Regions from separate parts of the Homo sapiens genome. Here region 1 is linked to region 2. A link is a contact called in ENCODE Hi-C or POLR2A ChIA-PET data. All regions are on one chromosome and are shown on one strand. The core of a region is the stretch at or near the end of the contact, and the rest is flanking DNA. Distances in the headings are between cores, read along the strand shown. Region 1 overlaps SH3BP4 (SH3 domain binding protein 4). Region 2 has its middle 140 kb from the start of SH3BP4.

What was found. A loop is a pair of places that touch in the nucleus more often than their neighbours do. ChIA-PET counts read pairs that join two places held with the same protein, here RNA polymerase II (POLR2A). Pooled maps may share reads with other maps.
Region 1: a map of heart left ventricle shows a loop between it and region 2 (2.9-fold over the local background). The contact joins two enhancer-like sites. A Hi-C loop is called at or near these places in 4 of 168 maps with a recorded cell type or tissue (Right ventricle myocardium superior and heart left ventricle) and 1 of 50 pooled maps. POLR2A ChIA-PET finds 5 or more read pairs at or near these places in 2 of 52 experiments (A673 and WTC11).

The regions. Positions count from the first base shown.
Region 1 is chr2:235,003,166-235,007,347 of GRCh38, forward strand. The region is part of intron 2 of SH3BP4 (SH3 domain binding protein 4); the gene reads left to right. Among named protein-coding and RNA genes, the nearest start is that of SH3BP4, 53 kb to the left of the region's middle. RefSeq lists enhancers at 1-327, 1,616-2,205, 2,206-2,793, 2,794-3,383. Within about 2 kb of position 1,991, at least 12 of the 41 ENCODE cell types and tissues checked have a DNase peak (open chromatin) inside an H3K27ac peak, as active enhancers do.
Region 2 is chr2:235,085,272-235,089,286 of GRCh38, forward strand. No RefSeq gene overlaps it. Among named protein-coding and RNA genes, the nearest start is that of SH3BP4, 140 kb to the left of the region's middle. RefSeq lists an enhancer at 2,185-2,685. Within about 2 kb of position 2,665, at least 4 of the 41 ENCODE cell types and tissues checked have a DNase peak (open chromatin) inside an H3K27ac peak, as active enhancers do.

The DNA of each region.
Region 1 (4,182 bases), core at 741-3,240, 83 kb before region 2:
ATGGGGCATGGCTGGCAGCAGGGCCAGCGTGGCCCTGTCCTTTTGGTCCTCTGTGGCAGGGACCCAGGAAGCAGTACCCAAGGGCTGGAACCAGCGTGACCGAGGAGAACTCTCCCCTGGCCAGGGCCTAGCTCTCAAACACCAGATTCTGGGGTGGACTTAGATCCTACAAACGCAGGCCACTGAGGCCAGGGTACCAATGTATTCATTTGACAGGAAAAAAGGGGATACTTTGGAGGTGCAGATAATGCATCCTCACTGTACAGGTCGGGGCATGAGAGCAGAATGAGGGTCATTCGAAGGATAGAGTGTCTGTTTACTGTTTTATCTGCTGAGAAGCAGATTCCCATTTTGCCAGCACCTGTGTGTAGCCTGGACTCTGGAACTAAACTCTCTGGTCTGAGGGGTGGAGGGGGTCAAATCTTGGTGAGGAACAGTTGCATGGCTCTGCTCACTGACCTCTGTTGGGCCTTAGTTTGCTCATCTGTAAAACGGGAGTGAGAAGTTGCAGTTATGGGCGTGTGACACCTTCCCAGTCACGCTCCTATGCAGGGAGATGTGGCTCTGGCATACAGAAGCTGAACTCACAGTGATGGTGACAGAGGCTGGAGGCTGGGGGGCTTGCAGTGTCTGTATCCAGTTGGCTCCAGGGATGGCCCCACCCCTGTCCTCACCTCGGTGTGATTTTAGGGGCCACAGTCTGTTCCTGTTTTTTCTTAGCTGGTTTGAGTTGGGTTTTGAGAGTCCTAAAACCCACCCAAGATGGCCCTAGGTACCTGCCCTCTGTGGGGTACATTGCTCCAGTGGGACTGCAGGCTTTGGGGCTCCCCGTTAGCACCCCAACTGCTCCCGGCTCCTGGCTGTCACTCGGTGAAGTTTGCCACGGCTTCCCCTGTTGGTGGCGTTTTTCCTGTGCCTGACTGACTAGGTACCCTCCTAACTCCTAACTAAACATAGGTTTTCTTTTTCTATGCTTTAGTAGTTATTTCTCATAACAAAAATATGCTCTCAGTGTCACAGTTATTTTTAATAAATGTATCTTTCCAGACTGTTCTCTGTGCATGTGCATAATATTTTAGCCTCAGATGGGTTCCTCATGGGCACCTTCTTAAGGTGTCATTGCCTGTAGTCGCCTCGGTGGCACTGGACCTCTTTAGAGTGGCTTTGCTTCTTTACAGGGTTTCATTATTTTTTTTAAAAAGTTTTATTGAAATGAAGTTCACATAACATATAATTTACCATTTTGAAATGTCACAATTCTGTGCTGTATAGAATATTCACAAAGTTGTGCAACCACCACCTCTTATCACATCTCCAGAACATTTTTTCAACCCTAAAGGGCACCCATTAGCAGTCGCTGCCCCTCCTTCCCGCCCCTGACAACCACTGCTCTGCTTTCGGTTTCTATGGATTCCTATGGATTTGTGTATCCTGGACATGACTTATAAATGGAACCATACAATAGGTGGCCTTTGGTGACTGTCTTGTTTTCACTGCAGACTGTTTCCAGGGTTCATCCACGTGGCAGCATGTGTCAAAATCCCATTCCTTTTTATGGCTGCATAATATTCCATTGTATGGCTATGTTACATTTTGTTTACACTTTCATTCGTTGATGGACATTTGGGTCGTTGCCACCTTCTGGCTGTTGTGACTGGTGCTACTAGGATTCATGTATTTGATGGTCTAATTCTGTTCTAAGAGCTGTCTTCTCTCATTTCCAAGTTCTTGGAGAGATCCCTGGCTTTTGATTCCTTCTCCTCCACCCCATGCCTATCCCCAGGATTTTATGAATCTCCCAGGAGGTAGGGCTTGGTATGTTGTTGAACTCACTGTTGGCATGGACCAGCAAGGGTCGCTGTCACATAAAGGCCTGTGTTAGGTGCCATCCGCCTGCAGATCCCCCTGGGTGTTAACACAGGACTGCGAGGAAGCACTGCTTGTGGAGAGCAGGATAGTCAACAACAGACCTAGGCCAGGTGTTTGCCCAGGTGTCACACAGGAGGCTTGCTGTGGAAAGGCAGCTTCCTGGGCATGCCCTGTGCTGGCCATGTCTGTCTGTCTGTCTGTCTGTCCCTCCCAGCCCTGCTGTGCTGTTGGCCCAGGGAGTGGTCTGAATTGGCTGTACCCCAGGGGGCTCCCCTGACTTCTGGCTTGCGGTGGAGAGGGAGGTGTCAGGGGAGCCCCTCGCCTGGGGCTCACTCCGGCTCCCCTGACTGGGGGTCCCTGTCTCCCCCAGGTTCCAGTGGAGGCTTCCCCCTTCCCCACTTCCCTGGCGTCACTTCCCCCAGGGGTCCCTTCACTGTTGTAAATTGTCCCTTTCCTGTTGGGGCCTTGAGTGATGTCTCAGCCCTACTGAGTGAAGATCTCCAAGGCAGGCCCAGAACCTGCATTTTAACAAATCTTCCCCTGACACCTTGAGCCCCTCAGAGCTGCTGAACCCCCGCCTCCGCCACCCTGCTTAGTTGTTGATCTTGGCTTCCTCGTGTCCAGGCTACAGGCTGACCTCTCTTGTGCTTCTGCCTTTCAGAGCTTCAAAGGAAGCACATGTTTGCTGAACCCTCCCAGGGATCCAGGCTTTGCAGGTTTCACACACATCTTACAAAATGCAGTGGGGGCAGAACGAGAGGAGAGCCAGAGCATGCTGGCTTTGGGAGGGGTGGCCCATTGTAAACAAGCCAGCCCTGGCCGTCCCAGGGTCCCAGGCAGGCTGGCTTGGTTGGGTCTACACACAGCCAAGCACTCTTAGCTCCTGCAATTGGAATCCCGCTCTTGCGTGCCCGCCTGTGTTCCTGGCTGTGGGAGGCGCCAGAGGGAGGTTTTGATCCCTGGGGGAGTAGGAAGCCGGCCCAGCCCCTGCAGCTGTCTGGCCCCAGCCACTAATCCTGGGCAGGAGCCGCCTGTCCTGGCATGGTGCTGGGCTGGCTGGAGTGGAGTGACCTGAGAATGGGGCCTGCTTTGTACCCAGAGCACACGCCGGCCACGGCTTTTACGACCTAGCGAGCAGGACGGGAAAAGGCCAGCAGGTGGGAGATGGGAGTCAGCCTTGGTCTCCTTTGTCTTTGCGGGCTTTGTTCCGCGAGGATTTTTTCTTTCCTGCCCTTTTCCTTTGGGCTGAGCGTGAGTGTGTTCAGAAAATCTCAGAGCGGCCACTTGCTGCCCCAGGGGGTATCATACGCATCATGGGTTTGGTCAAGAGTGGATCCATCAAAAATCTGTGGGGTAGCATTTTTTAGGAAACGAAGCATAGTGCCTTTTATTCCTAATGGATTTTTAGCTGTGATATAAAAGCACTCCCGGAAAGAAGCCAGCGGATGAAGGTCCCGATGGTGCTGGGCTGGCTGCAGGCGGGACCACAGGACTCTCAGAAGCAGAGGGCCTGTGCTCCCAAGGGCCTGTGCTCTCAGGGGCCTGTGCTCTCAGGAGTCTGTGGACTCAGGGGCCCCCCTCGCTCTGCTTTGCCAGGGGCCACCCAGCCTAGATTTCTGCTGGGCCAGCACCCCTTGGGCTCTCCGATGAGACTGGCAAGGCCAAGCATGTGAGGCCTGTTCCCAAATGGAAGCGTCCGTCTGTACTACTGCACGGCTGCCAAGACCCTCCAGCTCTGACCCTCCATCTGGGTTTTGCCTGGGGATTCAAAGAGGGGCTGGGTTAGGGGAGATAAAGGGAGGGGGACTAGGGCAGGACCTCCGTGACAGCAGCAACATGGCTGATGCACCTGGTGTTTAGTGAAGAAGATTGGGGGTGCCACGCCGCATCTGTGTGTCCTTAGACAAGTTCATTCCCCAAATCCATTCCATTTCCTCTACTCATCGGATCTGCTTCAGAGACTTAAACGAGCTGACGGAACATTTAGCACAGGGCCTGGCCACGGGTAAAGGATGTCATCTTCCCCCGGTCAGAATGGAAATGAATTCCATTTCCTAGGGTCGGGTGAGCCCACACCTGTGAAATCAAGTAGAGGGGAGGGAGGGGAGGGAGTGGAGGCAGTTGAGTGGGAGAGTCCAGGTGAGACAGGTGAGTCCCTGCAGGAAGGCAGGAGCAGGAGGCACAGAGGGGAGCTGGTCAGAGATGTCAGAGATGGAGAGATGGCAGGTGGGGTCCAGAGCAGCTCCTCCCTGCTTCCTCCAGGTTGCAGTGGAGACCAAATGGCCTGAAAAGCCCCAGATACTGACTCTCTGA
Region 2 (4,015 bases), core at 1,415-3,914:
AATCCTGAACTCTTCCAATTCCTTCTAGAAAAGCCAAAGAAGCATCTTTCGATGATAATCAGCAATAAATAGTCAATTATTTGCAGATCTACACAAATACGCCAAACAGAGAACCCATAGCGGCATGTTATGGTTTGGCTCTGTGTCCCCACCCAAATCTCACCTTGAATTATAATCCCGAGAATCCCCAAACGTCAAGGGTGAGATCAGGTGGAGGTAATTTGAGTCATAGGGGCAGTTTCCTCCATGCTGTTCTCATGATAGTGAGTGAGTCTCATGAGATCTGTTGGTTTTATAAGTGTCTGGCATTTCCCCTGCTTGCACTCACTCTGTCCTGCCGCTCTGTGAAGAAGGTGCCTTGCTTCCCCTTGGCAGTCTGCCATGATTGTAAGTTTCCTAAGGCCTCCTCAGGAATGCAGAACTGTGGATCAATTAAACCTTGTAAATACTCCAGTCTTGGGTATTTCTTCATAGCAGTGTGAGAATGGATGAATACAAGGCACATGCAGTGAAGGTGGCTGAAAGATTTCCATTTGGCCACTGACTTCACTTACTCTACTTTTCAGTGATCTGTGATGACACAGGAAGAAAGGCAAAACAAATCTGAAGACAAAGGAAGTCACATAATCAGGACACTCATGGTGGAATCATTGCATCGGCCATAAGCCCTGCAGTAGGGAGGCCACCAGGTCAATGGCTACATGTATGATGGAGCATGTGACCACTTACAGTGATGGCAGAGAGCACAGGAGAGATGGGGGAAATGCTGAGATACACTTGTTGTGGAAAACAACAGCCATGTGTGCACTGAAAGCAGCTCTGGATAAAGTAATTTTAAAAGAAGAGAGAAAAACCCAGGAGATAACAGTCACATACAACTGGAAACATGTACAAGGATGTTCATTGCAGCCCTGCTGGTTTTAGCAAAAACATGGAAACAACCTCATGCCTCAGTCAAAAGATAAGTGGGCAGATGAAGTCTTCATTGGCATAAATACAAGCAATAAAACTGTATGAAAAAGAAAGCAGGCCAGTGAAAGCCAGGACTCAGGCGATGATTAGCCTCAGGTAGAGAAATGCAGGAGGGTCAAAGGAGAACCATCTGGATACGGGAAGGTAGTTGTCAAAGTTAGAGGTTTTGTTTTGGGTGGTGAATTTTCTGGTGCTTAAAAATAACTAGATAAGTAAAAATCCAAATGTGCACCATCCATGGGTCAGCGATGAGGGCGTGTCAGGGAGCAAGGACTGTGGTTAATCCAGCCTGGTACAGGAGGCCCAGCCGAGCAAAGAAAGGGAGACTATGACACGGGAGGAGGACAGGTGCAGGAGCAGGCAGAGGCGGCTCCTCCAAGCAGCTGAGCTGCAGAGGGGGAAGAAAGTGAAGGCAGCAGCAGAGGGGCGTGAACAGGGCCAGGATGTTGTTTTGTGTGTTTGTTTGTTTTTAGTGCATTTGCTAATGGAAACAATCCAGGAGGAACTGATGATGCAGAAGCGAGGGAGAATCCTGGGTCTGGCACTGTGAGGAAGCAGGAGGGAATGTGAAGTGGTATCAAACGAGTTTTTCTCTGTGGAACAGAATGTCCTGTCCTTGTAGAAGGGGCAGCTGCCTGCTTGCCTGGCAAGGCGTCATCTCAAATAAAAGGAATGTGGGTGCCAAGTGTAACCTAAGACATCCACCTTGCACCCACACCTTGCATCCACCTCGCACCCACACGCTGTGCGTCCCACAGACCCGCCTACCTTCCCACAGAGGCATCTTCTTATTTGCAGAAAGCCATGGACCCAAACAATCCCCCTCCACCTGCCTGCCTTTCCTCAAAATCCTGCCTTTATCTCCATTCTCTGGGAGAAGGAAGATACTGCACGTTTTCCAAGGGAGGCACATTTCGCAGCTGTCATGCCCCTGCCTGGTTTCTGTGCTCCCCTGCCTGGTTTCTGGGCTCCCCTGCCTATCAACAGTGACTGCAGGCTCTTTAAAACTGCTCGGGCCCACCCCGTGGCTTCCACCTTCACAGACCCTGAGCTGCAGACACCTGGGCATTCAACTTCCCCCACCATGCTGTTCCTGGCGGGGGTCTTTCTTCCTTCTCATTTGTAAGAAACAGTCGATACGATTTCAGGCGTAGTTTAATGCTGCTTCCCACATGATACAGCCCCACCTGCAGTGGATGTGCTCCCCTTCACACCCCTGCCTCGTGTCATCTGGACATTTCTGATGGGCCCTGCCCACCCGCCCCCTCCACACCTGCTCCGGGCTGGGCTCTCCCCGGGACCCAGCCATGTCCTGGTCATCATTATGTGCCCCACAGCAGGCAGGCTCCCAAAGGCCTCTTTTACCCTCTCAGGCAGTGAGAGTCCTGATGCTGCCCCCAAATCTTTGTCCCTTCTAAGAGAAGAGTTGGGGGAACCAAGCATTATGCCTGATGCCAAATCCAACTCGGGCCAATGGAGCTGAGTTATACACAGTTTTACTTTCCTGAAAATCTTGGTGCTTTCTCTCAAAAGTGGAGTCATGCATTTTGTAAGGAGCCTTCTCTCCCTGAGCTATAGAGTGAGACCTCTGACTCCTGGACCTTCTTCCTGGGCTCATCCCGGGAGCACCCTCCTCTGCACCTGCCCCTCCTCCCCACGGGTCCTCCCGCCAGCACGGGTGAACGCTGCTAACTCAGAAGTCCCACCCCTGCCTTGGACAAGTGCCCACTCCTGCGCGTACATGGCCAGCTGGGTCTCCGCATAGCTCTCTCCACCTCGCCTCTCCCACTCCCTGTTCCCGTTCCCATCTCTGTCCTCCTCCTGCCGGTCCCCGCCGGTGGGGCAGCCTTTCAGTGGTCCTGGCCCTGCCCAGTTCCTAGGGCCCCTGCTGTACCATCTGACCAGATGCTGACCTTAGCTGCTACATTCACTTCTGTTGCCTGGGGACTTGGAGGAGCTGACCCCTGGCTGGAGGGGATGGGAGAGGCTTTAATTTAGTTCTTTCTTTTGAGGCTTTCCCTCTCCCAACCGGCTTTCATTTCCTCCCTGTGGCATTAGCCGTTCCTTGTCTCCACCCCTGGCCTTTTCCCACAAGCAGGAAGGTGGGCTGGGGCAGGAGAGGGTGGGGCCGGGTTTTGCAGGCTTGGTTTCCATTAATTATTGGGATAACAATAAGAAACTGAGAAGAGAGAGAGAGAGACAGAGACGCAGAGACTCACAGTGCCACACTGCATTGCAACTACCCCACACTGCGCTGCCTGTACATTTTCCGAAAGTTTCCATCTCCAGCTGGGCTGGAGGAGGCTGTGAGTGAGGGCTGGGCCTCCAGGGGAGAGAACTCGTAGCCCCCTCATCCGGCGGCGTGAGGAATCCTAACAAGAGGGCAGGGGACAAAATCCAGTGGGTGGAGGATGGAAGCACCTGAAGATCCTCCTATTCAGGGCAGGTCTTGTCTTCAAAAATTTCTAGATATGGTTTTGTTCCTGGCATAGGAATCTTCACTCCCGGAACCAAAATTTGAGAGACAGGTTTCCTCGGCAACCGAGGAAACATCTCTAGAGAAGGGTTATATTGTTTTGAAGTGTTTTGAAATCTTATCAATGGTTTCCAGGGAAACACGAGATGATGAATAGAGGCCTTGCTAGGTGAATTTAAGAAGAAACACAGGGGAACATATTTGGATTCACAGTGTGCAAGTATTCAGCTGTGTATCAAGGCAGAAAAGTATATTTCACTCTCATCTGACATTTTAATTTTATTACTAGTTCAGCTTCATGTACAGTAACTCCTCAGGGAGGTCAGCATTATTTGAATCCCAATTAAAGAAATTACACAAAGTTTTTAAATTATGAAATTTGTGAATCCCACGGGAATCAACATTTTAATTAACATTATGTATTATACGTAGGGAAAATAAAGATTTAAAGTAGCAACTGAGCAGCCAAACTGTGGTCAGAACAGTTTGCGAATTAAACGGCAGTGGAGTCTCCAGCAGAAACGGCAGAACGGCAAATGAGCTCAGGGAGAAATGGCCAGAACTGTG